Linked DNA regions of Homo sapiens: region 1 is linked to region 2. A link is a loop called in an ENCODE intact Hi-C map of the cell type or tissue named here. Cell type or tissue: PC-3. All regions are shown on one strand. Links, peaks and the distances in the headings refer to the core of each region. The heading gives the core; the rest is flanking DNA. Region 1 has its middle 120 kb from the start of TMPRSS15. Region 2 overlaps MIR548XHG (MIR548X host gene).

Evidence for each region. Peaks named below come from ENCODE experiments on the same cell type or tissue, not always from the same donor. Only the 100,000 strongest peaks of a DNase experiment are listed, where the experiment ranks them.
Region 1: a loop joins it to region 2, with 4 times the contacts of the local background. A loop is called at or near these places in 2 of 110 quality-filtered maps.

The regions. Positions count from the first base shown.
Region 1 is chr21:18,520,294-18,536,519 of GRCh38, reverse strand. No RefSeq gene overlaps it. Among named protein-coding and RNA genes, the nearest start is that of TMPRSS15, 120 kb to the right of the region's middle. In PC-3, for the core only: no CTCF peak of the experiment used is centred there; a DNase peak (open chromatin) is centred at 7,069.
Region 2 is chr21:18,588,256-18,604,481 of GRCh38, reverse strand. It overlaps MIR548XHG (MIR548X host gene), which reads left to right. Exons shown (of 4, transcript NR_109925.1): 3 at 14,862-14,955. Among named protein-coding and RNA genes, the nearest start is that of MIR548X, 90 kb to the left of the region's middle. In PC-3, for the core only: no CTCF peak of the experiment used is centred there; no DNase peak of the experiment used is centred there.

The sequences.
Region 1 (16,226 bases), core at 4,059-12,058, 67 kb after region 2:
TGAATATTTCCAGTGAGAATAAAAATATTAGTAAATAAAAAAATTATGACCTAGGAAATGCTACCAAGAAACTAAAATACTGTGTTCTACTTCCGAATGACAGTAAAAAGGGGGAAGCAACTTAGATAGCTGACAAGAAACATTTCTCTGAGAAGGTGATATTTTAAGCAGGAATCTAAATAATTAGAAGAAATCAGCTTAACAAAGATCTAGAGGAAAAAGTCAAGTTGGAATAAAAAAAAACATACAAAAAGATCCTTAAGCCAAGAATGATAAAAGAAGTTAAGAAAGACTATTATCAAGTGGACTAGAACATTTGTGCAGAAAACTGGGGCCATGATCAGAGGTTGGTTTTTATTGAAAGGACATAGAAAACTTTAAACAAAAAAATAACATGGTCTGATTTGTTTTAAAAAAGGTCACTGTCTGAAGAATTATAAAGGGACAAGTGGAAGCAAAGGACCCAGCTAGATTATTGTAGTTCAAGAAAGAGATGATAAAGACATATAATAGGATGACAGGCAACAATGTGGAGCGCTGTGCGTATGTTTTGGTTTATTTGCAGACGCAGAATGTGCCAGCTGAATTAAATTATTTCTGTCCTTGTTCCACCAGCACCCAGCAAAGTTTCTTTGTCAAGAAATATGAAACTTAACTACTTTAGTTTTACAATAACTGACCTACCCAATCCATTTTTTCCTTTCTGTCTGTAATGCATTAATTCTATAAAACACATTTGAAAAACTTGCTTTTGTTCAGTAGGGAAAACCACATTTTATTTTTATATCATGGTGCACAGATATATGAATTACCTCCTACCAATTAGGATGATATCAAAATGTAAATATAATTTATAGGGATAACTTGAAGGCATCATCGTTGCCTATTGCATAAGTATCATTTGATGATAGCAGAAGCACAGATAAGTGTGTTTCTAGAATATCTGTTACTAAATTTTTCATAGCTTATTAAACTATAAAATGACTTAAGGTACAGTAGATGTAAGGAAGTACCTACTGCTCTAGTATAGACCCAAGTTTTAAGCGTCTCTATTACTTTTCCCACCAAAGGTATATAATACTTAAGGCATCATCTACTAACAGAATAACTTGACCCTTAGTCTGCCTTATTCATCCAGAAAGAATTTTGAAAAAGGAAATTTCATGGCATGACATGTAACAGTCTAGGGTGCTTTCCATTATATGTATGGTATGAATATGTCCTAATAGTGTTTCACTTGCTTTTTCTCCTTGCTGTTTCTCCAAAGACGCCTCTGTTGCATCTATCATTCAGGATACAATCAATACCTATAACTCTATAAATACAGTGACTCCAGTATCAAAGAAGACCTTAATGCAGAGATATGTCATGTTCTTTGGTTACATGATTGTATGTTATAAATTTAAAAGTTTTCCCAAAATAATATAATTCTAAAATATTTTAATCAAAAATTCACTGGAGCTTTCAAATACTTTGACTACTTATTTAAAAATTATGTGGAATAAAACCTGTAAAATTAATTAAATGCTGTAAAAGAAAAGTAATAAGGGAAAGCTTAGCAGAAGATAAAGCTGTGATAATACACATTACTACACTAACAGAAACCAGATGAGAGAGCTAAGGTCCTAATGTAGGCATGTATGGGAATCAGGAGTGCCATGAGGATCTTACTTAAAATCCATTCTAAAGGGATTATTTGCTTCAGAAATTGCCATCAGGGACCAGGCACCCTGGCTTATGCCTGTAATCCTAGCACTTTGGGAGGCTTATGTGGGAGAATCGCTTGAGCCCAGGAGTTCGAGACCAGCCTGGAAAATACGGCAAGAACTCATTTCTATAAAAATAAAAATTAGCTGGACTTGGTGGTACATGCCTGTAAGTCCCAGGTACTCAAGAAGCTGAAGTAGAAGGATCACTTGAGCCTGGAAGGTTGAGGTTACAGTGAGCTGAGACAAATCACGCTGCTGCACTCCAGTGTAGGCAAGAGAGCGAGACACTGACTCAAAAGAAAAAAAAAAAAGAAAAAAAGAAATTGTCATTAGGACAATGACTATCTATTTAAAAAAAAGTTTCTTAACTCATTTTATATGTAAAACATTTCAGATAATAAAATTTTAAATATAAAAAAGTAAAGTAATAGGAAATATATCACATATTATTCACATTCTTAGGGAAGACATAACACATAACATGGAACATAGTAACCATAAAAATAATTACCATATAGAAATTAAACATTTTATCAGGAAAAGAGGAAAGAAAAATTAAGTAAAACATCAGGTTGTGTTTGATTACAGCTCTCTTGAGAACTGAACTTAATACTCTGCATAGCTAAAGAAAAAAGAAAAACAAAACTTTTATTAAACATCAAGTTAAAAAAAAGGTATGCATGCTATCAAAGTAGAAGTTCAGGCCATTCACCAAATAAGAAATGGAAAGGTTCACCAAGTTAAAAAAACAGTGTTAATTTTTTTTTAAGTTTTATTAATCCTCTAAAAATCTGCGAAACATATTTAAATGAAAAGAATCAATAGAAGGAGGAGGACATGAAGACGGGAGAGAGGTGAAAGATTAGAAAAAGAAGAAAGAAATGAAAAGATATGAGAACTGTTATTCTTACTTGTGAATAAAGATACAAAATATTTTTGAGTCTTTTGTAAAAATAAATGGGCCTCTTTTTGAAACATTCTCCATGCTCAATAGCATAGGGATAAACTCTTCTCTGGAAATTTGGTAAAACTGACTGGCGAACTATCTGTTCTTGTGTCTTTTTTGCAGCCAAGTCTTAAAGATCATGGTTTTTCCTATGGCTATAATTATATCAAGTTTCTATCTCTTTTTCAGTTAACTTTTGCAATATAAATTTCAAATATGTTATTTTCATCTATCTATCTGATTTAAAGAACAATACATGGTACATAGTTTTGTCCCAGATTTTAAAATTACATCTGTAACTGAGGACATTCAGCTCTCATTAACAAAGGTGCATTCTTGGGATTTCTGCATTTGCTTATTTAATGAAAACAGAGATGTTTTTCTGTTGTAATTTTTTTAATTACTGGTTATAAGTCTTATTAAGTCTATATTTGACTTACTATTTCATAGTTTCTTTAGTACTGTTTACGACATTATTAAGAGCCTATGTATGTATTATCCCATCGTGCCATGAACAGCTTCATGAGAATGGAGTATTATTATTACGATTTTACAAATCAGAACCCTCGTCTCCATAGGTTAAGTAACTTTCCCAAGGTTACACAGTGTCAACTAAAGAATGATGAGGTTCATACGTTTGGAAAGGAAAGCTTTATTTCCCATCAAGGGTTTGCAGCCTGCAGGGTGGCAAACAGGCTGGGAAGCACAGGGCCAGCCGGAATCTGAACACAGTCACTTCAAGTGTGAAAAGAATAAGACAAGAATTTATGCTGAATGGGGTGACCAAATATACATACTCATTAAGCTATAGGAGGAGTTATGAATATTTATGAAAGGAGAAACGTGCATGCGCAGTTGAGTTTCATGCCTCTCTCCACGGATCCCAAGTTCAAAAACTGGCAGTGTTAGCATTATCCAAGGGTGGAGTCTTTGACCCACTGTTATCAAAAGTTTAAGAAGAGGACCCAAACACTCTTGCCATGCATCCTTCATGGTCAGTGCTGTCTTATAAGGAAGGAAGGCTGGTTGGTTGTTTTATTATAACCACAAAAAGAAGGGGTACCATCAGGTGTTTGGTTGATATCAGAAGTGGAGCCAGTCTCTGCAAAGCGCTGGTTTCTTTTTAGCCTTTAGGGAAGAAAGCCAATAGTGGGTAGCGAGGGAGGAGCTAAAATCAGCTGTGTCGGACATCCCCCATCCTGTCATGGCCAACAACTCAGTTTTGAAGGTGTCTCTGGGGTTTCCTTGGCAAAGAGAGAGTCTGTGTCTTTGCAGGGCTTAGGATTTCATTTTTATTTCTCAATAGCTGATAGAAAATAATTACTTGAAGGTAGGTAAGATTGAGTCCAAAGCCCAAGCTTTTAATTATTATCCATTACTTTGTCTTTAATGCCATCTCCCCTGCTAATTATTTTTAGTTTAATTTTTTTGTTGTTAATTTTTCTCAATGTTTCAGCCATTATGAATAATTATATGTGTACCATGTTATTTTTGTTTTGCAATGATTTTTGGTTTCATTTAAAAATGTGAAGACAATTATTCATGCCCATGGATGAAAGAATTGAGAAGTTCAAAATAGCTCATGATGAAAAGTATCTGTGGTTGGCCCCATGCTCTAACCATTAGGCCTACACTTAGGGGGCAACTATTATCATAGTTTATTTTCTGTTTCTTCTGGTGGTTACATACATTCTTTTTGTTTTTGTTGTTCAGCACTTTATTTTTTTAATTTTTTAGTTTTTAACTATGATAACACAGTAATTTTATATATTTATGAAGGATATGTAATGTTTTAAGGACCTACAATGTGTAATGATCAGATCAGGGAAACCGGGGTATCCATCACCTTAAGGCTTTGTTATTTTTTTTATGTTAGAAACATTTCAATTCAACTCTTGTAGTTATTTAAAAATATACAATAAATTATTGCTAACTGTAGTCACTCTATTACATCACTGAATGCTAGATCTTGTTCATCTCATCCGACTGTATTTTTGTACCTATTAACTATCTCCAGTTTATCACCCCACTCCCTACTTCCCTTCCCAGCCTCTGTCAACCATTATTCCACTATCTATCTCCATGAGTTCATTTTGTTGTTGTTTTAGTTCTCACATATGAGGGAGAATCTGCAATATTTGTGTTTCTGTGTCTGGTTTATTTCACCTAATGTCATGTCCTCCAGTTTCATTCAGGTTGTGCCAAATGGACAGAATTTCATTCTTTTTTGTGGTGAAATAATATTCCATTGTATAAAATGTGTCTATATACGCCACATTTTCTTTATCCATTAATTTCTTGATAGACACTCAGGTTGATTCTGTATCTTGGCTATTGTGAATAGTGCTGCAGTAAACATGGGAATGCAGGTATCTCTCTCTCTCTCTGTTTTTTTTTTTTTTTAGACAAAGTTTCACTCTTGTTGTCCAGGCTGGAGTGCAGTGGCACGATCTTGGCTCACTGCAACCTCTGCCTCCCAGGTTCAAGCAATTCTCCTGCCTCAGCCTCCCAAGTAGCTGAGATTACAGGCACCCACAACCATGCCCGGCTAATTTTTTGTATTTTTAGTAGAGATGGGGTTTCACCATATTAGCCAGGCTGGTCTCATACTCTCAACCTCAGGTGATACACCCGCCTTGGCCTCCCAAAGTGCTGGGATTACAGGCATGAGCCACCGCACCCGCCGATACACTGTTTTGTTGTTGTTTCTTTGTTTGTTTGTTTTTTAAAATGTATACCCAACAGTGGGATTGCTGGATCTATAGTAGTTCTATTTTTATTTTTCTTTGTGGAACCTCCATATTGTTCTCCACCTCAAATATGCTGTGACCTCCTAGCAAAATGGGAATTGGCTCACTTTTAAAATCCTTACTTTCCATGTAATATTAATTCTTACATTGTTATTTTTATTGAGATAGCATTGATATGTTATATGTGCATCCTCTATTTTTGTTCCATCAACTCTCAATACATTCTTAACTTTTTTCATTTTGAAAGAAGAGTATGTAACCACTTTCTCTCACCACTTCCACTCTAAAACATTTTAAATTATATCTTCAGGTTTTTCCTGGAGATAATCACTTCCCTTCTGTTATAAAATTATCATTTTTCTAACGTATAACTTACTTGTAAAATTTGAAAACTAGTAAATAGTTTTTATATTTGAACCACATATATCGGCATATATCTGACCATTCTGTATTGTTTTGTCCTTTCTATAAAACCAGTATCTCTTGGCCACTAAACAGAGAGCCTTTAATGTTTGTTAGTGCTCTTAGTACATTCATGTATATGGCAATCTTCAATGTTTTTTCTTATTCCTATTTTATTTTTTATTCTTTCCCCAAAAATTAACAGTTTATGTCCTCATTACAGATTTTACTGGTAGAGTTTATTGGTTTGAGACTTCAACATACATGTCCTCTCACAGTGATTATTCTAAATAATTTAATACATATTTAAAAATTTAAAACATATAATTAAGCTCATATTTTTCTAGCAATTTCAAGCCATATGTGTTTGTGTATGTGTGCATGTGTGAGTGTGTGTGCATGGAAAAGAGCAGGACATAGTTCACCTTTAAAAATATTATCCAGTAGATTAGGCAGTAATTCCTAAGAAATAAATGCCATTATTTGGTTCTGGGTATTAACATTTACTGAATAATTTGAGCTCATTAATGACTACCTTGTCAATTTTATACCAGATGAACTAAACTATTAAATGTCCTTTGATGAATAATTTATGTTCTGAAATCATTCATTGCCATTTTAAACTAAGTATTATTTTAAACTACTGCAGGGATCATTTATATGTTATATATCTTTTAAATGATATAATATTTGAAATGTAGTACACAATATATCTATTATGCTCAGTATATATATTGTTATGTAATTTTGTAAGTTGTAAATTTATTAGTTTTAAAATAATGCCTACCATGGTGTGTCAGATTTATTATTTACATGCAAGCTTTTTTTTTGTTCATGTTTTTAAAATTAAAATGTGTACTCTAATAATGGATTCTACATGTTTTGAACCACAAATAGACACGAAAGGAGATGCAACTACAGACACACTATGATGAGAATTACACTTTGGCAGTAATGTTAGATTTTAGATATTGAGGGACAAATCATACAAACATTATTAAAGAATAACATTTATCCTCTGGTTGTAGTTTTTAAAAAAGCTACCCAGGATTTATTGTAAAGCTGTGAGAAAAGTTGACAATATTCCTATGGTTGAGAATTTGGGGTTAAAATAAAAATAAGGATGCATTAATGCTTAAAGCTTTCCAGATAAATGCAATTGTTAGCAATATGTATATTCTTGCCAAGACACGGATGGTGTGAGTCATCTTGTGTAATGACTGATGTATTGCTTTGGCAGACAGACATTATCCAGCCTAAAACTGGAAGCACTGAAGTCCTTGGCAGTGACAGCTGTGTTTTCATATGGAATACTTTGAGGTTGGGAGGTGTGATTCACACAATAGGAAACAGACCTAATAAATGCTAGGATCCTCTTCTTCATGACATAAGGCTTACAGATTTTGTAGAATGAAGCTCAACTCAAAGATGCATTTTTGAAGTGTGTATTATTCCACTTGTTTAAACATGTGTACATAAAAAACTAGTCAAAGCACATATTGGTAACAGAAAAGACTTAACCTAATGCCACCAATTTTGTCCTTCGTAGAAATATAAATCCCTCATGAAGCCATTACGTTGTACTTTACAACTAGCATATGAAATATGAAAATAGTAGTATAAAAATGACAGGCTAAAGGACAGGTTCAGTGTTTTGGAAAATTACAGTTTTGTGTGTGTCTGTGTGTGTGTACTTATATAATTTTGTAAATTGTATCTTGGTACTGTGGTAAGTTAGCAATGGCCTTTGCAGATGGAGCAGGTGACACATATTTGAAGCTTTTTTTAGAGATGGGAGAAATATTTTCAGTTTAAAGTAAATGTCATTGTAAATTATTTCTGTCATATCTATATATTAATATTTTAAAAACTGAAAAAGTTTATGAAGAAACCACTAAAAATATCTCTTAAATTGAAAATATATAGTGATTCCAAATCAAATATTATACGTAACTGAAATGAGTATTTTAAAGAATCTTAGAATATACAAGACCATGAGTTTCATCTGACTCAGAATAGAAAAGTTTTCCTATAAGTTGATATTCTTTTCAACACTATTCCAAAACTGAATGCAACTCCACATTTTTCTTGTGATATTAATTTGCTTTGGTGAGGGACCAACGACACACACACATATATATGCACACACACACACACACACACACACACACAGAGCCAGTAAGTTCAAGGTTAACAAAGATAGTAGTTTAATATTCATTTTCAGAGAAGCTGTCTGATCACTTGGTTTATTCAATGGGGTCTCAGATATATTTTACTGACTTCGTTCTCACAAATAATTATATGAAATTGAAATACAACCCATGATAAAAAAATGTTTGAATGTTTGAATTTTGAATATCCAAGATTGAGAGAATTTAGAATTGTTAGAGATTTTAGAATGATGTTCAAAGTTAAGAGAATTTTGAATAAACATAAATGGATTTAAAATGCCACTTCTAAAAAAGTAACCAGATAATTAATTTAAAACTGAAGAAAGTCCTTCAAAGAAAAGAAAAAAGATTATTGATCATATAAATGGCTTCAGACTAGAAATCAGCACATTAAATCCAGAATATAATGTATTTGCTGAGTGCATATGAGTGAATTATTTACTTTATTTTTCAATTATTTGCTGTGGAATGAGTTAAAGGCTGGAAAGGGGAGGAGGGGCAGAGGAATAGGGAGAGGTTGGTTAAAGGTTACAAAGTTACAGCTAGATAGGAGAAATAAGTTCTAGTATTTTCTAGCACTGTAGGGTGACTATAGACAACAATATAATTTATATTTTTAAATAGCTACGAGAGGATTTTGAATGTTCCCAACACACAAAAAAATGATAAACATTTGAGGTGATGGATATGTTAATAACCCTGATTTGATCACTATACATTGTATATATCAAAATATCACTATGTAGGCCAGGTACAGTGGCTCACACCTGTAATCCTAGCTCTTTGGGAGGCCGAGGCGGGCGGATCTCCTGAGGTCAGGAGTTCAAGACCAGCCTGGCCAACATGGTGAAACCCGTCTCTACTAAAAATACAAAAATTAGCCATGCATGATGGCAGGTGCCTGTAATCCCAGCTACTCGGGAGGCTGAGATGGGAGAATTGCTGAACCTGGGAGACGGTGGCTGCAGTGAGCTGAGATCTCACCACTGCACTTCAGCCTGGGTGACTAAGCGAGACTCTGCCTCAAAAAAAAAAAAAAAAATCACTATGTACCCCATGAATACGTACAATTATTATGTGTCCAATTTTTACGCTTTTAAAAATTTTCTTCTTTTCTTCTCATGATGCTTTAGGGCACTGGTCTTGGAACTTTTCCTTGCATAAGGATCACTGTCAGGGTTTATTAAAGGACAGATTTCTAGGTACCATACCCAGAGATTCTGATTCAGCAGGATGATTTGGGATGAGGCCTGTATGTCTAACAAGTCCTCAGATGTCAAATGTCAGGGGACCACATTTGAGAATCATCACTCTAAGGCAATGATTACAATTCCAGGTAGACTAGAAATTAAAAAAGAAAACAGCGGGCCAGGGAAATGGCAATGAGAAACAGGAGTCAACTGAACCAGCTGCCGCTGGCCAAAGGTAGAACAATTTATACAATAAAATAAATAAAGTAGTGTTGGATTATAACCCAAAGTTTAAAGTAAATATTAATGAATCCATAATTATATGAATGATTAAATAAGCAAATGATTGGAGGAAAATAGACAAATCTCTGCAGTATCCCAAATAATTTATGTAGATACTCTATCCTTGAGGAGATGAAGCATAACCCCACTCCTTAAATATGGATTGCACATAGTGACTTCTTTCCGAAGAATGCAGTGTGAAAAATAGGAGGGAAAACGTCAATTTACAGTGGAGAAAACTAACAAATGTTACCTCTGCTGGATGATCAACTTTAACATCAAACGTTATGTTATACAGTGTTTAACCTTGATATAATGTGATGACAATGGGACCTTACCTCTGTGTTCTTTCTCTTAAAATCCCTAATCTAATCATGAGGGAAAAATCAGACAAGTGCTAATTGAGGGACATTCTAAAAACATTTGATTCCTCAAAGCTATCAAGTTTACCCAAAGAAGGGAAAGTCCGAGAAACTATCAGAGCCACGTGGAACTTAAGTAGACACAATGACTGCATTAAAAAACAAAAAGAACATTTAGTGAAAACTAAAGAAATCTGAATAAATCTGGGCTTTAATTATTAATAATGTATCTATAATTGTTCATTAATCCTGATAAATATACTGCAGTAATTTAACAGATAAACAGTAAGGAAATCTAGATGTGAGATACATCAAATAATTAAAATATCTTCACAACTTCTCTATACATCTAAACAATTGTCAAATAAAAAGTTTATTGCCAGAAAAAGCAGGAAGGATTGCTATGGTTAAGCAATTGCGAGATTAGGAGAAGCAGATTTCCATGTAATTTTCTAGTCATTTTTTTTTCTCATTAAAAGAGAGTTCTGGACACACACACAAACACATACACAGAGGGAGAGAGAGAAAGAGAGAGAGAGATAAAGAGGTGGGTAAGTCTAATTGGGCTATTTTATTTTATTTCATTTTATTTTTTGGCTGCTTCACCTAAATGCAGTCTCTACCTCAAAGAGACTACCTCAATAGTTACTTAGGTGACTACCAACTACCCTAGTTTTCACTTAGGTCTTGAAGCCTTCCTTATTGAACCTCTAATTTTTTAAGAAACTGACCCCGTTTGGTGCAAGGAGTGGGGCATGTGGCTGAGACCTAAAATAATTAGCTGAATTTCATAATCGGAGCCATATATATCGATAAGCATGGGATTTAATTCAGCTAATCAGCCTAAGCAAGGCTAGTGCTGGAGGCTTCTGGGGGACAAATTCTACTGAACTGTGTGGCACACAGACATAAAATCTGGAAACACTGTTACCATTTTCCCTTTAAGTCCAGGCTTTGGATAAAGCTGACACCATCACTGAAGACAGAAAAGAAAAGGCTTTGTAATTACCTAGAATAATAAATCCATGCTATTGTTTAAGTAAAGTTTCGATTAGAATTTCTATTATTTGTGACTAGAAACACAGTAACTGATACATGTAAAAGTATATTCCACAATAACCATATATCAAGTGAAGGAATTTTTAAATATATATGCAATAATTTGAAAAGGTTCTTTTTAAAAGAATAACAAGTGATATGGCATTTGATTCATCTAGGTTAAAACTGCATAAAAAAGCAGCTACAAAACAACATAGAAATAAACTTGTTATGGCAATTTCGTGATTCATCAGATTTTATTGGCTGAGCTGCAAATAAATATTATGCATCATTTTCCTTTATCCTTTTAATTTTTAAGCACAAAGTTTCAAACCTTTTCATTGACCTGTTAACTGTTTAAATCTATATTATCTTGAGAAAATTGAAAAACAGTTTTAAATGTTTTGATAATATTCTTAATGACAGAATTTATATAATAGTGACTAATTTCTAAATAAATCATTGGCTAATTTCTAAATAAAAGTAAACCATATTTTAAAATATTTTCCACTTAGCTTCTATATCCAGAAACTATGGAAAAAAGGTATTAGTAAAAATAGGAAAGGCAACATTATAACCGATTTGGTAGTGTGCCTAAGATGATACATTAACTAATATGAATTTTTCTATCTTGAGAAAATATTCTTGTGGCAGGTATCATTAACTGAGAATGATTCAAGGTGTCCTTATATGACTTGGGGACCTTGGGGAAAAGAGTATTGATGCGTATTAGTCCCTGAGGACAATGGCTTTAATTAAGCTTCAAGTAAAAATGGCCTCAACTGAAGTGCAAGCAGCGCTAAGTGAAATCAAACTTAAAAGTTCCAGAGACAAACACTCAAGTTCATGTAGGACACTGCAAAATATCTTTCTCCAAGAAACTTTTGAAAATATGAAGTGATACATTCCTAGGATTGTTTGAAAATGTAAGCTTTGCAAATACTTTCTCTTGGAGGAAACGGTACAACAGTGCTAGAGGCACCTCCCTGTCCTGGCAAAGTTTAGCATTAGAAGAAGTGGCTTTCCTGTCTGATTTTTCATCTCGGTGCTTTTCAGAGGTCTATCTGTTACTTTCATTGGGAGAGCTAGGCACAGTTTATCAGCGGCTGGCACAGACATATATGTCATGATTTACAGGGTTCTGGTGCTCTAGAGTCTCCTGTATTGAGCTCATGTTTGGAACTGCAAAGAAGCAAATACAGCCATTTGTTTTTCAGTGATAAACTGATGTAGCCAGTTGTTTTTCATTCAATTTTGCAGCTTCGATTCAGATTTCAGCGCTCCAATAAATAGGGTCTGACAACTATGACAAGTGTTTCAGGTATGTTTTAATGTACACTAAAGTGCATCACTGTGTCCCATAAGGATAACATTGGCTCTCAGCATCATCTTTTTGCCTTTACTTTGACTGTCACACTAATGATGGAAGATAAAAGCTTAATGCATTATCACACTTTACAATCTCATATCATTTTTTAAAAAAAAGCATAATGAAACCTTATTTTGTCTATTTTGTGGTAACTACACTTAAACAGCCAAGAAAATTAAGTGCACTTCAGTTTAATCCTCTCGTCAAAAACATTATAACAAGCAGTGCTTCATCAATTACTTACCACTTGACCTTGAAGTACTAATTATCAAACTCTTTAGTGTCACTCCTGAGAGCGATGAGGCTTTCCCATTCATTCTTCAACAATTCACCCTGCCATAATATTTTAATGAAATAAATAACAATATAGGCTATCTATTATTTCATTGATTTACATGTTCTTTAGATAGAGAAAGAGAGAGAGAGAAACAATATATTTGGTAGATTAAAATCTACAACTCAGATATAAAAATAACTACAAGAGACTGGCCATTTTGTTCACTGTAAGCAACTCCATTTGTCACAAGTTAGTTTTAGATGCTGATAGTTTGATAAAAATCTCTAAGTAAGCTTTTCTTTAGCAATTTTTAAAATACCAAATTTTTTATTAATTTTTAGAACTAGAAGAATGTGGAAATAAAAATTTCAAGAATATTCTTCTTAATATTTTCTCAAGTTATAGCACCCAGCAAGTTACAAGAGTACTCATGAGTATTGCTGAAAAAAAACATACTGGCTTCTGAAATTTTCAAACACTTGTAGATAATGTTCTAGGCATCAGATGGTTTTCAGTTTGCTTTTTCCTTATTTTATCAATTCGGTGGCATTTCAGTAAGTGATCATGAAATTTTTGCTAATTTTCCATATGTTAAAAATAACTTTATAATTGCTACTTTCCTTCCTCCACGACACTCCACCCAGAAACACCAACTCTCTCATAATCCTTACAGATGAAATCGTCCTTAAATTTTTACATCTATGTGTATACGTGTATGTTCCTCAATGCTCTTATCTCTGTGGTGTGTTTTTGTTTGTCTTTAGAGTAGTCTAAAAGGATAAGATCTTTGGTCTGCCTATTTTTGTTCCTTTTCTTTCCTGAAAAAAATAGATTTCTTCACTTTAATCATATTACGCCTACGTGTGGCAGTTGCTTAGAGGAGGGATTTAAATGTGTACAGTTTGCTTGGAAATGGGGTGAAGCTTGAGAGCACTCAACTTGTTGAGTGTCTTAAAGTTATTATTACTAGAATGCACTTTAATTTTTATTTAGATTGTGCATTTATTTAAATAGCTTAAAACAACATTCAGACACAAACTGAATGTTCGTTTATTGTTCTTTCGAAGGTAGCTCTAAAACCTCCTCTGAAGCCACCCCTCAGCATCTCTACTGCTTAGTCATAAAAGGGTTCGGATTGTGGGCTGGCAGTGATTGTGCTGACCTGTGAGTCCCACTCATTTGCCTTTCAGCAGCTAGAGAAAATCTTTCTGCCCTGGCCTTGAAGGGAAAGACCTGGCAGTTTTCTGACCTTGATTACTCCAGGGACAGCCCGTCTCTCACTGTTCTGAAAGACACTGCATTGCCCTGAGCCCTTTTTATCTCTGTCATATGCAACATGACCCCTGTTAAAATGTGGCAGGTTTAATATTGATCTTCTCCTTTAGGATTTAGTTCTGTTCATGTCAGATGTAGATTTAAAAATTTATAGGTACTGAACGTACCGAATAACTAACACCAAGACTAGATTCTAAGTATATAAAAGTGCTTACAAGACCTTAATAAAGAGTGGTTGCCTTCAGTTTAGTCTTAGCTCTGCCATTCAAGTCTTGCTTCCTGAATATATTGTAGATATATAGCGAACAAATCTGAGTTTGCCTTGAAAAAGGTACTGAGAGATTTGGCCAAGAAATTCTCACTCATCTGTTTGATGGTCTATGAGTGCCCTCCACAGGGTACTATGCAGAATTTTTTCTCTAAATTGTTGTCTCTGTTTAATTTTCTTGAGTGTTCTGTCTTGGATCATTTCTATATTAGAGAAAATTCATAAAGGCTTGAAAAGAAATTAAATTCCTTGATCTAATTTAGTGAATTTAGTGAATCATTTAAGTTAGGAAGCAAAACGTCAATACCAGCCTAATCCTCACTCCCACTGTACATCATCCTGCTGCATTCAATTGCTTGATAAGAAACTTCTGAAAAATGCTATTTGGTTCTTAAACAACAGGTAATGGATTTTTAATAGTTTTTTTCAGCTGTTCTTTCTGTAGGAAATTGAGTTAAGGGCACACATGTTGGCAATTACTCTTTTTTTTGATGGTATTTGTTTGAAACTAGTACTTAAGAAATCTACAGCAATCTTTATACTCTTCTAGGTGATTCATTCTGAGCACCTTGCTTAAATTCCTCATGAAACAGAGAGACCTCCTCCTTACTCTTTCAAGGGATATCACGGGATAGAATTTAACCAAGGGATAGCAAAGATTCCACTATGTCTATATTCACTCGTTTTGAAACTAATAAATTGAAGTGGACAAGAAATCATTACTAGAATAAACAAAATAAATAAATAACACCCACAATAGAGAAAAATTCCTCTGTAACAACTAGTTATTGCTTTGTCAGCTCTTCAGAGTCAGTTCTGGGGAGAGTGAGCTGAGAGATCTATCAGGGAAATGAAAGCAAAGAGAACCCAATATTTCGATCAAAATGGCTTTCTCAAAATAATCACAGAGAGTATATTGCCATTTTAAGAACAGATGCTGAACAGTTAAAACCTTATCCCTCTAAATATGAAAGAAAAGGAAAGCTTTCTAGCAACAGAAATGCTGGGCTGACATGCCATGTAAAACACAAGGCAGGCCAGCTGGGGTTGACATGCTATTGAAACACAAGGCAGGCCAGTAGAGCTCTGCTCTCAATGGTTAAGCCTGGACACGCCTGAGAACCAGCAATGCAGAGTATCCTGACGCCCAGCATTGCTCCCTGAGTCCTTGATGAAGTCTACTTTTTTATAACTGAAGCCACAAATGACACACTAGGGCCTGGAGGAAGAGGAACACTTGTTCTACTTTACCCCCATTGGCTAAAACACACACACACACAATCTACTTGATATTGAAGCATATTAATTATCCATAAATATAATTTCCTAACTATAAAAAGAAACAAGTCAAAAACAGTAAGAAAGCTGATCAATGGGAAAAAAAACTGAAGTCAGCCATGAATAATATGTATGCCATTAGAAGCATCTTCAAAAAGATGACTTAAGAATTGTATGTTTTAGTTGATTTCACAATGGCTGCTGGAATCAGTCTATAAACTGATTTTAAGAAATTTGAGGAGGTTATCTGTGTCCCATAAGTATTTGTAGTGTAAGACTGCACATTTCTAAGCTATTAGGGAATATTTCTGTTCTGCAACTACACCATCTGAAACAGGTGTCTGTCAAGGATACTGTAGATGGGGAAGAGAATTCTGGAGGATATTGCAGGATGATCTGTAAGAATTAGGACTGGAGGTTGCTTCACATCACCTCTGCCCACCAACTATTGACTAAAACTCAGCCAGATGTACCTACCCCATCATGACTGCAGGAGGTTAGGGAGTGAGCTGGTAAATTTCTTACTTATTTTTGTGTGCCCAGGAGGAAGAAACAATATGGTGACTGTGTAACATGTTCCCTGTCCTATTTTCCTCTACAGTATAAATATCTAAGTACAATCTAAGCACATTGCATTTACTTTGGGCCACTTTCCCTAGTATCATATAAATCATCATTGCTTCCTTTTTAAAACACTCATTTAACAATTTTTTCTCAATATTTTGTGATGTTAGCACTTATATTTTACAATTGACCATCTTTTCTTCTTCCTTTTATTTCAAAACCTTTATCTCATAGGCCACGTTTTAGAGGCCATTTCCAAAGAAACAAAGCTTTGAGAAAACATATTAAAGTTCAATGTGGGATATTTTGCTTATTTGGACAGGAGAGTCAAAAGCCCTTTAAGAC
Region 2 (16,226 bases), core at 4,787-12,786:
AGCAAATCAAATAGGAAGACATAAAGTGGATCAAGTGAATGGCCTGCTAAGAGTACCTTGCTACCTGTGAACATGCCTTAGTCCTTACTTTGAGCTACTCTGCCCACACCCATAGTCACTACGTTCCAGATCTAATCCATGTGATTGTCATTTCCTGTGCTTTTCCTTCTATTTACAGTACACTGGCAGAATTCTTATTATTTTGCAAATTTCAACTCAGGTGAGGTTTGGGTCTCAGCTTCTTGACAGGTGGTATAGCATTGTGGTAAAAATACGGGCACTGGCACTGGATGACCTTCGCTCTATTCCCTCTCAAACTTTCACTAGCAGTGTGGCCTTAGGCAGGTGACATCATCTTTGTATTGCAGTTTCTTCACTTGTAAAAACAGAGGTATTATCACCATTCTCATAGATGTGTTTGCTGTATTAAATGATTTAATGTATATAAGACATTTAGAAGAGTATGTAGCATATTTTAAGCTCCCAATAAAGGTCACTTGTTAGAGTTTTACTTCAATAAAATGTCCACAACTATTATATTGTAATAATAATAATAGTAATAATATAATAATTATGATTGTTAATTGTATTAATTATAATAATAGATAATTCTTCAAAAAGTCTAAATTACAGAGACTGCCCTCTCAAATTCAGTTATTTCTCATACTCTTTATTACAACATCCAGGTTGTTATCTTTTTATGACATTAAGATCTTAATTACATATGTACTTATCTGTTTATGTGTGTATAATACAGCTCACTAAAATGAAGGTTCAGGTAAGCAGGTACTATGTCTATTTGTTCATCATTATATAATTAGCACCTATAACTGCTTAGAAAGGAGATCAATAACTATTTTTGAATCAGTGAATATTGTCCATAAAATTGAATTTCATCAAGCAACGGAGTGGGGCATGCTTTTAACAATAGAGTGGGAAACCCCCCACTAAGACAGAGAAGGCAATTTATGAGCCTAACAGCAGTGGCTACAGGAACAGCTTGGCAGGCAGCCCTTAACTGTAGCGGACCTTTCACACAAGACAACAACAAGCAGATTCAGTGAAAACAATCCAGCTGAAACACTGGTAGGTGAATGAGCTGGTATTGTAGGCATCTGTCAATAGATAGTAGGTAAGATCCAGGCAACTTGTAGATGGCCCCTATTAATAATTAGTGTAGATATGTGATCAGTTGAGCTGTGGTTGCTGGGTTAGGTATAGCACAACAGGGAATGAGGACTAGAGAAACCAAGTAGGAATTAGTATGCCAGGGGGAGATTTTGTCATAAAAGGTAAAATACTCTGGGCATGGTGTCTCATGTTTGTAATCCCGGCATTTTGGGAGGCTGAGGTACAATTACTTGAGGCCAGAAGTTTGAGACTTCCCTGGGCCACATGGCGAGAGCTAGTCTCTACCAAAAATCAATCAATAAATAAAAATTAGCCAGGTGTGGTGGCATGCACCTGTAGTCCTAGCTACTCAGAAAGAAAGCGGAGGTGAGAGGATGATTTGAGCCCAGGAGTTTCAGGCTGCAGTAAGCTATAATCACACCACTGCTCTCTGGCCCGGGTGACAGAGTAAGACTCTGTCTCTTAAAAAAAAGGCAAAATAGCACATAGCCTAAAATAGATTGTGCTGATAGCATAATGCTGACCAACACAAAAACAGGACTAAGTTTCCTTAAACAGGAAATTAAGCAAAAATTGTTTTTACCTCTAATGTTCTTATGTCCACATTGAAGGATAGCTAAGAAAACTTTTTAATACATATAAACTATGCTAGACACATTGAAAAGCAAACTAAGCAAACTTTTTTTCTAAAATGAATGAAGTTACATTTAATGTGTATTTTACATGATGATTTCATTGTGCTTCACTTTGTCTTTGATTTTCTCACTTCACTTAAATCATTGTATCTATTTTTCTTTCCTCTGCCTCTTCTGCCAAATAGCTGATCTTATTTGAATTAAAATTGCAGCTGTCTTTATCAATCTTTCGTGTTACATATGGATTTAAAAAATAAATTTACAAGTACAAAAACTCATGACATTATTCAGCTCATGAGCTAATTCAAGATTCATTTGTCTTGATGTAGTTGTTTCCATTCCTATGCAAATTCTGCTTTGTTCTTTGTATTGACATTTTCTTCCATTTCACAGTTGGTGGAATTAAAACATAGACTAAAACATTACAAGTAAACTGTCATTATACTAATGTAAAAGCTCAAATTATCCTAATTATAACCATTAATATAATTCACAAACAAATGCTAATGCCATCACTGGTTATGTGGCATGTTGATCCTTTCAATTTATATATCTTCCTTGGGATTCTTTGTTTTCACATCTTGAAATAGTAAAAGTTATGCAGAAATATCTCAAAGCCTCTGTGAATTAAGCCACTTTACCTATAAGGCACTAAACACTAAAGTTAAAAATAATTAAGCTAATACTTGACATGAATTTTTTTGACATGCTTGAAAATTATTTTGGAAGCTAGAATACCTAATTTGTACTTTTGATTAAAACAAAATGTTTATCATTCTTTTTATATTATAGCCACATGTCTAGGTAGGGAGAAATGAAATTACTTTCTAGAGTTGGGTAATTATATTTGATATTACTGAGAAATTGCTATCAAAATAATACATGTCTAAATGGAAAATAATTATAATTACACATTTTCAATCTGCCAACACTACTGGATTTGTGAAGAAAAATAGTCTTTGAGTATGTTCTTATTTTCAAACTTTTAAACAAATCAAAAGATGTCATTTTACTAATATCATGGTTCGCTTATCTCTGAATACACTCAAATATATCCTTAATGCCTATGAAATTAGTATTAACCTTGTCCCCACCACATATAATTTTATAAAGACTGATATTCCTACCTGTCGACTAATTGCACCAATAAACTTCACTACAAGGACATAATTAATAGACCGTAATATTTAAGAAGGTGACATTTCTCACATGTTTTGAACTCTTGACTTGGAATTTGAAAAGGAGAAGAAGTTACTGATACCAGGATTTTAATCTAGAATAGTATCCAGTTGGCAGTTAACTGAAACAGCTTTTTTTCCCTTAACAGCAATAAAACAGAAAGGACTAATTACCCCTTTTTATAGGTGCAATTGGAACTTAAAACTCTAGAGACAGTGTGAGCAATAAAGCACTGTTAGAGTCTATTTCACCATCTGCACCTTAAAGTTAACAGCTACCAAATCAACAAACAAACAAAAGACTCAATTATGTTAAATATATTATTCTAAGGTTGTAAATTGTTTATTAGCATTCTGTTCTGATTCTAAGTAATTAAAACAATTTCTTAATAAAATGTTCAGTTCATATATATTTTGAGAAAATTAGAAATTTTTAAACAAATGCTAAACAAATGCTAAATCTGTTTTAGAATTTTTAAAGAATAATTTTAAAAATATCTACCCTTCACTTCCTCTTTAAAGAAGTTAATTTAATTAAATAACTAAAATTGTCTCTTTCATAATCTGAACATTTACAGTGTTTTCTTAGTAAATACAAAGCAATGCCATCTTTAAAATGGAGACCAAATATGATGATCAAACGTGCATTTATGCCTTGAGACACTCCCACTATTTTCAAGCAAGATAGTTTTACATACATCTGTGAATGTAAGAATGAATCTTAAAATATGCATTTTCACATGAAACAATCAAATATGGAAACCATAGACTTGGGAAAGCACATGTAATTAGGTTCTTTGTTTACCAATACAAAAGTAAATCTATCCATGTAGATTTTAAAAAATAAGTCAAATTCTAAAATTAATGTTGATAGATATTATGTATAATCATCATATTTAACCTGAAGAACCATAGGTCTTCAAAACCTAACCTTTGAACAGAGTTCAAAATACAGCCTTTTTCTACTTAAGTCAGGAAATTCTAAAATAAGATTAGGCAAGAGGATAGGGTCTGTGAGTCTGAAGAAATACTTTAAATAATTCATTTTAAATTTTAAATCAAGGTGATATGCTTCTCAAAGTTTTAATGAGAACATCCTTTTATATTTCAATGCTACTTTTTTCTAGACTTCTTCACAATTTTGAAAATTACCATAAATTTACCATTTAAAAAAGTAACCATGTCACAAAGTGTTCAGAAAATCCCTTGTCCACACTCTTTCAAATATAAAAAGTCAATCATGTATCATTCAGAAGTAGTCTTACATATATTTCACTGATACAAAATGAGATGCCAGGCATTTATTGGGAATCAAGATATTCATTTGCTATGAATGCTAAAATAATCACTACCTTATATATGTGCTGTATTCACCCTTGCTGAGTGAATGAATAGGCCACCATTTTCCAAATTGCAAGGTCCCGCCAACAAAGGGAAAGGCCAGATTATTAGTTAGGTTCTCTCTGATTCCTTGAAGACTTGACTTATTATATGGGCCTCCTACTTTACTAAGTTTTCAGTTAGGAATTGTTTTTTCTCTCCTCACTGAAAAGAATATAAATAAAAGCCTCACTGTTTCTGCTGTGCCATTAAATATTAGAGATGGGAAGTGAAGGAATCAATGTTCAGAAAGAGCAGGAAGTAGGATAGAAAGAGGAAGGAAGGAAGAGTAGGAAGAGTAGGAAGAAAAGAAAATGCAGACCTCACTAATGACCAGGCAATATTGACCAAGTCACATAACACATTGCACTGAAAAACGTGTGGCCAATGTGAAGCACAGTTTCCTGAGATAGGAATAAAATTATAAATAAAAAGAACATGTTTAATAAATGGTGTTGGAAAAACTGGCTAGCCATATACACAAAACTGAAACTGGACCCCTTCCTTACATCTTCTACAAAAATCAACTCAACATGGGTTAAAGACTTAAACATAAGTCCTAAAACCATAAAAATACTAGAAGAAAACTTAGGCAATACCATTTAGGACATAGGCATGGGCAAAGACTTCATGACTAAAACACCAAAAGCAATGGAAACAAAAGCCAAAATTGATAAATGGGATCTAATTAAACTAAAGAGCTTCTGCACAGCAAAAGAAGCTATCATCAGAGTGAACAGGCAACCTAAAGAATGGGAGAAAATTTTTGCAATCTATCCATCTGACAAAGGGCTAATATCCAGAATCTATATAGAACTTAAACAAGTATACAAGAAAATAACAACCCCATCAAAAAGTGGGCGAAGGATATGAACAGACACTTCTCAAAATAAGATATTTATGCAGCCAACAAACATATGAAAAAATGCTCATTATCACTGGTCGTTAAAGAAATGCAAATCAAAACCACAATGAGATACCATCTCATGTCAGAATGGTGATCATTAAAAAGTCAGGAAACAACAGATGCTGGAGAGGATGTGGAGTAATAGGAACAATTTACACTGTTGGTGGGAGGGTAAATTAATTCAACCATTGTGGAAGACAGTGTGGCGATTCCTCAAGGATGTAGAACTAGAAATACCATTTGACCCAGTAATCTCATTACTGGGTATATACCCAAAGGATTATAAATCATTCTACTATAAAGACACATGCACACATATGTTTATTGTGGCACTATTCACAATAGCAAAGATTTGGAACCAATGCAAATGTCCATCAATGATAGACTGGATAAAGAAAATGGAATACTATGCAGCCATAAAAAAAGGATGAATTCATGTCCTTTGCAGGGACATGGATGAAGCTGGAAAGCATCATTCTCAGCAAACTATCACAAGAACAGAAAACCAAACACCACATGTTCTCAATCATAGGTGGGAATTGAACAATGACAACACATGGACACAGGGAGGGGAACATCACATATCAGGGCCTGTTGGGGTGTCGGGGGCTAGGGGAGGGATAGCATTAGGAGAAATACCTAATGTAGGTAACAGGTTGATGGGTGCAGCAAACCACCATGACACATGTATACCTATGTAACAAACCTGCACATTCTGCACATGTACCCCAGACCTTGAAGTATAATAATAATAATAATAATAAAACACACGTATGTCTTTTGACTGTCTGGTTGGTTGGTTGTCTAGTTTATTAGTTTGCTCATGAAAAAGTCTTTGGGCACACATTACTATTTTTTTTTTCCCGAGACAGAGTCTCGCTCTGTCACCCAGGCTAGAGTGCAGTGGCGAGATCACTGCTCACTGCAACCGCCACCTCTGCCTCCCATGTTCAAGCAATTCTGCTACCTCTGCCTCCCATTTTCAAGCAATTCTCCCACCTCAGCCTCCTGAGTAGCTGGGATTACAGGCACATGGCAACATGCCCAGCTAATTTTTGTATTTTTAGTAGAGTCGGGGTTTTGTCATGTTGGCCAGGCTGGTTTCAAACTCCTGGCCTCAAGTGATCCACCTGCCTCGGACTCCCAAAGTGCTGGGATTACAGGAGTGAGCCACTGCGCCTGGCCAGAGGCATACTCTCTTATAAGCAGGTAAGGCTTCTTCCATCCCCCAATGTATTTGAATGTCTTTAGACATTCAGCAATCTCTGGCATTTCATACTAACTGAGCTTTTAAAAGTAGAATCAATCATTCAATATTTTTCAAGCTATGTTTTAATATTTGGGAAAAATACAAAAGCCAATCTGTCAAAACGTATTGAACCTACAGTGAGTTGCTAATTTTCAAATGCAGAAACCAAAGTCTGGTCAGTTACTTCATTCTTTGGAACACTCAGATTAGACTATAAGCATGCAGTATCAATATCTCTGCAGACACTTCAAGGAAAGCTTGATTTGAGCTCCTATTATCTAAGCTTTCTAGGTGTAAACTTCACAATAATTAATAAAAATACTTGATTCTATTAAAATTTTCTTTGCTAAATTCTATATATAATTCCGAGAAGAAGAAGGATTGACAAGCTTAAATCCCTGCCTCTGTTAGAACCACCTTGCAACTAATTCATTTTTTATGTGATTATTCAAAAATTGATATTAGGGAATGATTTTTATGTAACCAGCAAATTGTTTTTAAAAAAGTTTTTTTTTTTTGGTCCAACCATGTCTGAAAATTGCAATGAAAAAACAACTTGCAAAGTTCAAAAAATACAATTTTTACCAGTTTTTTAATTAAATCATTAATTTTTCTATCAAAATAATATGTTCATATTATTTGAAAATAGATGTCACATTTTACTAAAAGACTTCTATAAAATCAAGGACAATATTATAACCACAGTCTCTAGCTATAGAAACAGCTACTTTGAAGCATTTTAGCTGTTTTTTCCTAAGCCTAATTTCTAATTTCTTTTTTTTTTCAAATTTTTGGTATTTATTGATTCTTTTTTTAAAATTATACTTTAAGTTCTAGGGTACATGTGCACAACGTGCAGGTTTGTTACATATGTATACATGTGCCATGTTGGTGTGCTGCACCCATTAACTCGTCATTTACATTAGGTATATCTCCTAATGCTATCCCTCCCCTCTCCCCCGACCCCACAACAGGCCCCGGTGTGTGTCCAAGTGTTCTCTTTGTTCAGTTCCCACCTATGAGCGAGAACATGCAGTGTTTGGTTTTTTGTCCTTGCGATAGCTTGCTGAGAATGATGGTTTCCGGCTTCATCCATGTCCCTACAAAGGACATGAACTCATCATTTTTATGGCTGCATAGTATTCAATGGTGTATATGTGCCACATTTTCTTAATCCAGTCTATCATTGTTGGACATTTGGGTTGGTTCCAAGTCTTTGCTACTGTGAGTAGTGCTGCAATAAACATACGTGTGCATGTGTCTTTATAGTAGCATGATGTGTAATCCTTTGGGTATATACCCAGTAATGGGATGGCTGGGTCAAATGGTATTTCTAGGCTTAGACTGACAATAAAAAAATGGCAAAAAGAACACATGATTTCATTTTAACTAAACCCCTAAAAGCTCCGGTAAGCCATTAAAGAAGACTGAGCAAATTGGATATAGAGTGATAATAATAAATAAACAACAGCAACAATGTTTTGAAGCTGAAAACTAGGAAGATGAGAAGATACTGACTTATCAGAGTAGGCAAATCTGAAACATTACTGCCAATAAAAAGCCAAGTGATGCACCTCTAAACCCAGAAGAAACTCAGAACTAAAAGAACTAGTATTTCTGCAGAAATGGGTGCTGGTAAGGTTGAAAAAAAAAATAAGATTAATGATTAAAAGCCTGCAAAAACAGCAAATAGAATATTGGAAACTTTCAGCCAACTCATTGAGTCAGTCTATTCTGAGGCAGGAAATTTACTCTCTGGTAAGATTTAGTCATAAAGACTTAAACTCAGAGCTACCAGGTCCCCGTAACTGCAGGGGTGAAGTATCTACTAAAGATAAGGGAACTTTAAGAATGTCTACATATATACTAGGGAAAATCTAAGGTTTTATTTTTTTATCATTTTTTTGTTTTTATTTTTTCCCCAAATGAACCCTCAGAAAACTCCAAATAAGGCTTTCAGAACCCAGGAAAAATATGGACATCTAGTACGAGAGAAATTACATATGATACTGACGTTTAAGGGAATCTAAGTGGAGTGCCCATTTACCAACAGGTGATCCTTAGGCTTATCAGCCCATAATCCCAGCCCATTCATACTGGTCTCATGTCAGATATGTATTTTTTTTCACCCTTCTCTTAAATATAAACAGAAAGCCAAGATCACCAAATATTGAGAAAGGACACAACACGAAGATTGAATTCAATCAAATAGGCAGCAAAATAAACTCAGTGGAAAAGAATTAGACTGTAAAGTGAGCAAAGGGAAACTTATAAAACCTAATAATATCCTTAAAAGAGAAGAGGTATTATTCTATCCATAGGAAAACAACAGGTTGCTATAAAAGGAACATTCAAAGAATAAAGAAAAAGCCACTGGAAATTAAAAATGTGACAATGGGAATTTTTAACCAAAAAAATTTAGAAATACATTTAAGAGATAATGTTACTTAAAAAAAGGCTCTTGAGGCTCTTGAAGTTATATTATATAACAGGCATAGTACAAAGGAGACAAAGCCCCTGACTTTATGAAATCAGATAAGAAACAACAAAAACAACAGAGTTAGGATATGGAGAGAAAAGCAAAGATTTACAACTACAGGGTGATATTTTCATCTGGGGCATAGCTCAAGAAAATAATCTCTCACCGAAAATAGAAATTGAAAATTGAAGAGAAAATAAAAGAAAAAAACAGAAGAGAAATCAAGAGATGTATCTATAGATATACCAAAGGAAGGGAAACTGAATACATTAAGAAGAGAAAGATAGCAAGGGAATAATAAAATAACTTTTTCCAGAACTAAGAAAATTTATGTTTAATGGAAAAAAAATTATCAAATTAACAAAATCAATGGGAAAAAAATAAAACTGGAACCTCTATAAAGAAAAAAGCAAGAATATGTAAACTGGGATGATTGTTTTTTAACAATACTAGAAGCTGACAATAAAATAATGGCTTACATGATTTTCAATCTAGAACTGTTTACACATCCAAAAAGTCAATTAAGGGAAAGGGCAAAGTACAGACATTTTTAGGCAGGTAAGTCCTGAGAATGTTTACTTCTTAAGCACTCTTTCTCAGGAAGATTCTGAAGGTTATGCTCCACCAAATTTAGAGACAAACCCAAGAAAGACAAATACATGATAGCCAAGAAATGGTTAGCCAACAGAGAAGAAACACAAAAAGAATTCCACAATAAATGGGAAAGAGAAGTCCCAGAATAACAGCAGTATGGCCAGCTGGAGATCAGCCAGCTCAGTCTGGAACATGATAATGAAAAACTTCAAGAAGAAAACCATCAAGGAAAGAAGACAAAATGGAACCAATGATACCTTATAGATTTATGTACTATATGAATTTTTGAACTGTACTAAGAAAAAGCTAGCCATTTTAGAATTCCATTAGAAAGTTTGAAAGTGATTTAGTAATAAGAAAATAGAAATTAACCAAACAAATAAGCAAAATTGATAACACCAGTAAAACAAAAGCAATAAATAAGAATGGAAGTACATTAGCAACTTGGTAATAAACATATTTAGGTAGCCATAATTATTTAAACAATAAGTATTGGACAAACCTTATAGTATGTTTATACTAGGAGTATGGGGAAGAGAAAATATTTGTATGTGGTAAGGTGGAGATGTAAAAAAAGCTAAAACTTAAAGTACTTTCAATTCAATTTCCCAACTTTCATTGTTCTTTTATACCAATATCATAATCAATGGTTGAATTAACGTTTAGAATATCATGACTATGCACATATTGTTTATACGCACGTAGCACACCACCATGGTTCCTTTTTTTCCATGTTATAACTTTATTTTCCAAGAATGCTTCTTCTGGTTTCTTTTTCCAGCTTGTGTAATGAGAGATAGTACATTAATGATAATACATTAATGATAGTACATTAATGAGAAAAAGGTGAGAGACCTTTTTCCAGTTTGTGTAATGGAGATAGTATGTATCAATCTCTCTTGCAGAGAAGGTGGCAAAAGCTTCCAAAGTTTTGTTTGTAAACTTGAATTTAATTGCCTTGTGTCCAGACCCATAGCAGCAAGATTTATATTTTCATTCTGCTGTCACCTTCTCCATAGCTTGACAAATGCATTAAATTAACTAATTCATTAATCATTAATTGAAAACAGCAAAAATCTTCAGGTTAGATGAAAAGATTATCATCCAACTGTGAGGAAAAGGTGGCTAGGCGTAGGCATGCACTGGTTTGTTTTTTAACATAAATTTGACACTTATTTCCTGTCTGTCTTCCATTCTAATTCCATTTCACCTCACTGGTCCACCTGACAGTTGAAGTCTGGAGCCTCTTAGGGATTTAGGGGGAAAATTGGGTAGGTACCATGTGTAGCCTCTTCCTGTAGATCCTTCTTGTAGGTCTTAGATTTTAACTACTCCCTCTATTAAATGTCCCCATCTTTCAAAGCTGTATTATGTTATTTTACTGATATCTTCTCCCTTTGTCATTTTAGATTAGGTTTTTTAAAATGAACTTGCAATCATTATAGTAGGGCTCAATGGTGTAAGTGAGTAAATAGGCCAGATATGTAATTATACATTTTGTACATGAACAGGTTGATGGGTGCAGCAAACCACTATGGCACGCGTATACCTATGTAACAAACCTGCACGTTCTGCATATGTACCCCAGAACTTAAAGTATAATAAAAAAAATTCAGCTAACGAAGTTTACCCACATTTAGGTCTTCCTTCTACAACTTTCTTTTAGTATTTGTACTATCGCAATAACCAATCCTAATATTTCAATGGTTGGTTCTAAACATGCAATATTTACTACAAATTCATAAACCAGATGATTATTCTCAACATATATTCCACTATATTAGGCTATTACTTAAAGACTCTTTTCATTTATCTTCTAACTATGACATTATCCTGGGCACAATACATTTATCAATAGTGCTGAACACTGCTTGAGCATTTCTAATAGTTTTATCATATTGCTGAAGTAAGTGAGCTTAATTTTATTCAAAATGATCAATACTATTTTACATATTCTGCTATTTAGATTCATCTATTCCTATCTTGTATTTGTCTTGGGGATTTTTTTGTTATAATTAAAGGGTTTATAATTATCTCAAATTTTAATATACTGTTCAGTATGCTATTTTTTTAAAAAAAATAAAAATTCTACTAACCTCCCATTTGTTGTTATGTTTGATTTCGATGAACGTGCTATCAATATCCTCACTCAAGTTATTAAGCTAAAAACTGTTGAGACAAAGTTGAGAGTGCAACCCAGTAACATAAGGCTGTAAACTATCAAAAAGTTGGCATCATTAACCAGCATCGTTTACTCACTGTCACAGAAATGGTAAGAACAGTCCCTGATTTAAATCATCCCAATTTCTCCTCTTGTTTATAAAAACATCATGACAAATCTGATCAAATGCTTTTATTGAGACAGAGTTTTTATGCCACTATTTATATCTATCAGCTTACTGCATCTTATGCTTTACTGACACATGGTAAATTGTCCTACGATTAGGACTATTTTTGGTTGAAATAAAATAAACTTCACTAAAACTTAAGCAGAAAAATAAATTTATTAAAAGGATGGTGAAGTGTTTTAGGAAATCCCATTCAGGGCCTCAGGAATACAACTGGAGACCTAGATCTTGTGGGGAAACAAGGAGGTCATCATAGCCTTTCTTTGGGATGTCTCTGCAATTTGTTCCATTCTTCTCAACCTATCTCTCTACACATTAGAATAAGGCAACCAAAAACACATAAGATGTAGATATTTCAGTGCAACTATACCCCCCAAATAATTTTCTCTCCCTAATTCCAAGTTTTAAATTCCTTTGAAAGGATCTTCAACTTCAGCTGGGAGCCAATTATTGAATAAATAGGATTGACCAGAAGGACGTACTTTGCAGAAGGAGAAATAATCAGCTCAGATTTATTCAGTTTCTCTTCCTAAACCAATAACCAATAACCTCCACAATTATCAGTTCTTGCAACAGCAATTTAAGTAATGTGGGTGCTCTGAAAATTAGGGAGGGAGAAGTTATCTAAAAAGGTCAGGTAAAGAGGTTGATGAGTGAGTTGGTCATATGGTTTAATAAAGTCTACTATTTGCTGTTTAAATAAATACTTTCTTTTTTCAAATTGTAAAAGGGAAAACTTTTTCCAAATGCCAAACTCAAACTATCTTGTGTATAACCACAAATAATGTAGAACCATAACAATTGTTGGTCAGCTGTTACTTACAGAAACAATGCCATGAAGCCACTATTCTATCACTTTAGCCTGTTTGGATACCGTCCATTTCTCTTCTATTTTATCTTTATATCTGGATTAATCAAGACTCTTTCTTGATTAAACGATGGAAACTTAACTCAAATTTGAACTCTTGTCACAATCAACTGAAAATTCAGGGAAGAATGACTTAGAAAGCACCAAGTCCAGATGCTCAAATAATATCCTCAGCAATGTCTTTCATTATCTTTTAGATCTACTGATTTCATTAACAGATGTCTCTTTACATATAGTAGTAAAAAATAGTCGCTGGAAACACCATATATGTACTCCACTATCTTGCCATCTCCAGTGAAAAAGTCTTCCTCTCTTCTGATTATACCAGATAAAATCATAAGACTGAATTTATTTGGTCTATCCTCAGTTATACGCTTTCCTATGATCACCTTTGTGGTCAGTGCAATCACAACATATGGACTGACCATAAAGGACTTGGAAGTCCCCAAAAGGAATAGTTGCATTTTGTAACAGCAGAAAGGATTGCTGTTTGGGAGAGAGTACAGAGGCACCCACCTACAACCACAAACGCTTGCATGCTCCTGTGGAGGAGATGAAGTACAGTTTTATCCCTTTGATGCCTCCAGTGGTGATATCTGGGCCTCTGCTCCAGTCCCTTTGCTTAATATTCAAATCTATTCTAATTTTGTTCTAATGCTGCATGCCATGCACTATATGATCAATTTAAAATGCCCAAAGCTCCTAAAAGGAAGATATCAAAGTACCATAAATTGCTCACCAGTCTAAGATTAAGGTTATCCTATTCGACTAGTGCAGCCGGAGAACTGATTGGATCAGTGAAAATAATGGGCATCGAGTGGTTACTTTCTTCCTGTGAGTGAAGTATTTTCCATTATAGCTGATTTGACTGATTCAGGTTGTAGATATTGAAAGTATTTTTTATGCCTCACTGGGTATACTTCCCTGAGCATGAAAATGTAGAGCTATATAGAGAGTTTCCAGGATAATGTCATTGAGAAGATGAGAATGGAATCAGTTCAAAATGGAGGTAAATGTTTATTTTTTTTATAGGAGCTGAGATATTTTATCTAAAGAGACAAGAGAGTAAAACAATGTAATGCACTGATCCAGTTCATTGGGTCAAAGTAGTAGTGAAAGCTTGTGTATTTTTGAATCTTCTTTGTATTTTTCTTTCTTCAGTATGAAGGGAAGCAAAATCATCAGATGTGAGTATTTCGTGTAGGGTTGGAGGTTTGAAGACAGTGGGCAAGGTAATGAAGCAGCCGTCTAGTAGACTGGGAGAATGACTGGACCAGGGAAATGCTGGACTGTGGCTGGGAGTCACTGTAGTCCACTTTAGGTAAATGGCATGAAAGTAATGGGGTACCAGACTACCTTGTTTAGTGTTTTTCTCCAGCCACATTCAACTATATAGAGATAAATAAAGTGTCAGATTATTGCCAAAGAAGCAAAATAAAAGAAGGGATCCAAAGACAGTTAAACGATTCAGCTATGGTGTTTAAGGATGAACCATGGGATTTAACTTTTTTGAGAAGAGCGTGAGACCATGGGAAGCAAACTCTCAATGAAAATGTACCAGGGAAATTGCATGTAAGATTCCGTCGAGGTGTGAAAGGCTGGGTATTTTGGGAAATGTTCTGGAAAGATAAAGGGTGATGTTTAGAGAGTTAATGTATAATGTATAATGTATAAATGATCCTGGGGTGGGGAAAAAGTTGTCATTATTGCTGACAGCAAGGCCTATATCTGTGTAAGAAATGGGAATAGCCTGAAAGACTGATTAGAATTGAGATCAAGATTACTGGAGAAAAAAAGTCAAGATAGTAAGAGTCCATTTGATTGGAAGGATCATTGTTATGGACATATAAGACATAAATTGTAACAGCAGTGGTATTGAGGAGATGGCAGTGACTCAGGTACAAAAATCTTCAAGAAAGCCTTGGAATGTGTTTTTGAGTCGGAAAAAGGGGGTTATTGGGAAAATGACTGCAAAAGGAAAGATTTTTGGCTGGAATTGTCAGGTGACCTGAGATTCAAAACACGAGGAAAAGAGAAAGGTCTGACATACAATAAAGAGCAATAACTTTTTCTTCCTCTCTGAGTCCTACAGTATGAAGAATGTAAGATAGAAAAAAACATTAGCATTTGAGAGGATTGAAAGAGAAGCATTCTCAGCAGAGCCAAGATTCACTTAGAACAAAAGGGTAAGTAGGTACTTAATGTAATGTGCATGTGATTATTATTTTTATTTTTGAAACACTGAGCCTTTGGAATGATGTCTTCATTTCAGATTGTTTTTGCATTTCATAAGGAAAGAAAAACTATTTTAACAAAGTAGATGCCAGACCTATCAGAATGAAAGAGAAACGTAGGTGTCCATATCTAACCATATAAAAACATCTCTTTGTAATAATGTGCTTTGACATTTTTGATATATGAAGTGCTTGTGAGTCATTAATCAACTGTCTTTAATTAAGAGATTCAAAAAGGAATTGAACAAACAGCAGAGAATAGAAATAAAACCTCACATCCTTCCTCAGTCATTTGCAGGGGGTGGTAGGTGTAGGAATAAAATTCAAATGTTTATGACATATTGGCTCTGGATGCAAACTTATGATTATCATGCTTTCATGTTGGGGGATTCAAAATGTATTTTAATCATGTAATTGCTCAGTTTTGATTCTACCACTGAATACAGTTTCCTGAAAATCAATAGTAATCACCATTACTCTCTTTCTCTAGTTTTCAATGCATACATTTACTTCCTTGAAACAAACATCTCTCTACGACCTCTTTGTCACATTGATGAATGGTGTTAAAAGAAAGAATAATGTATTTAATAAATCCCAACATTCAGTGAAATCGAGTTCTTTGTAAATTACTTTGGCTATCTTATATTCGTCTAGCAAAACTTAAATAATAGTTGTTTAGCAATACATTTAACAATTTAATTATTTATCTTCATATACAGATTATTGAACCACACTACTATTTGCTTCTCTTAAAAACAGGTATTTTTTTCTTTAAATAAAATGATACTGCAGGACACTGACACACAACTCTCTTTCCTTTAGACTAAGTGCTAAGTGACCCATATAACCATCTCAAAATTTCTTAAACAACTTGCTGTAAAACTAGATAAATAAATGTCTTGTGCAATAGCCTTGCAGAGAGGTTATGTTAGAGATGAAGCAAATTAGAATTGAAAAAATACAGAATATAATAGCTGCTGCGTGATTATAAATGGAGGGCAGTGCCTGCCTGTCTTGGGAGCTGAACCAATCAATCTGAGAGTCTTTGAAATTATGAATGTTGTTCCTTTCAGTGTGAACCTCAGCACTTTTTTCAGGTTTTAGCACTGACATTTTTGCCTCACAGTTATTTAGCTATAATTATTGTTTCAATAAATCTAGGCAATGTATTTAATAAATAAACCCACAGATAAAATGTCATTCAAATTAATTGGTGGTTATTC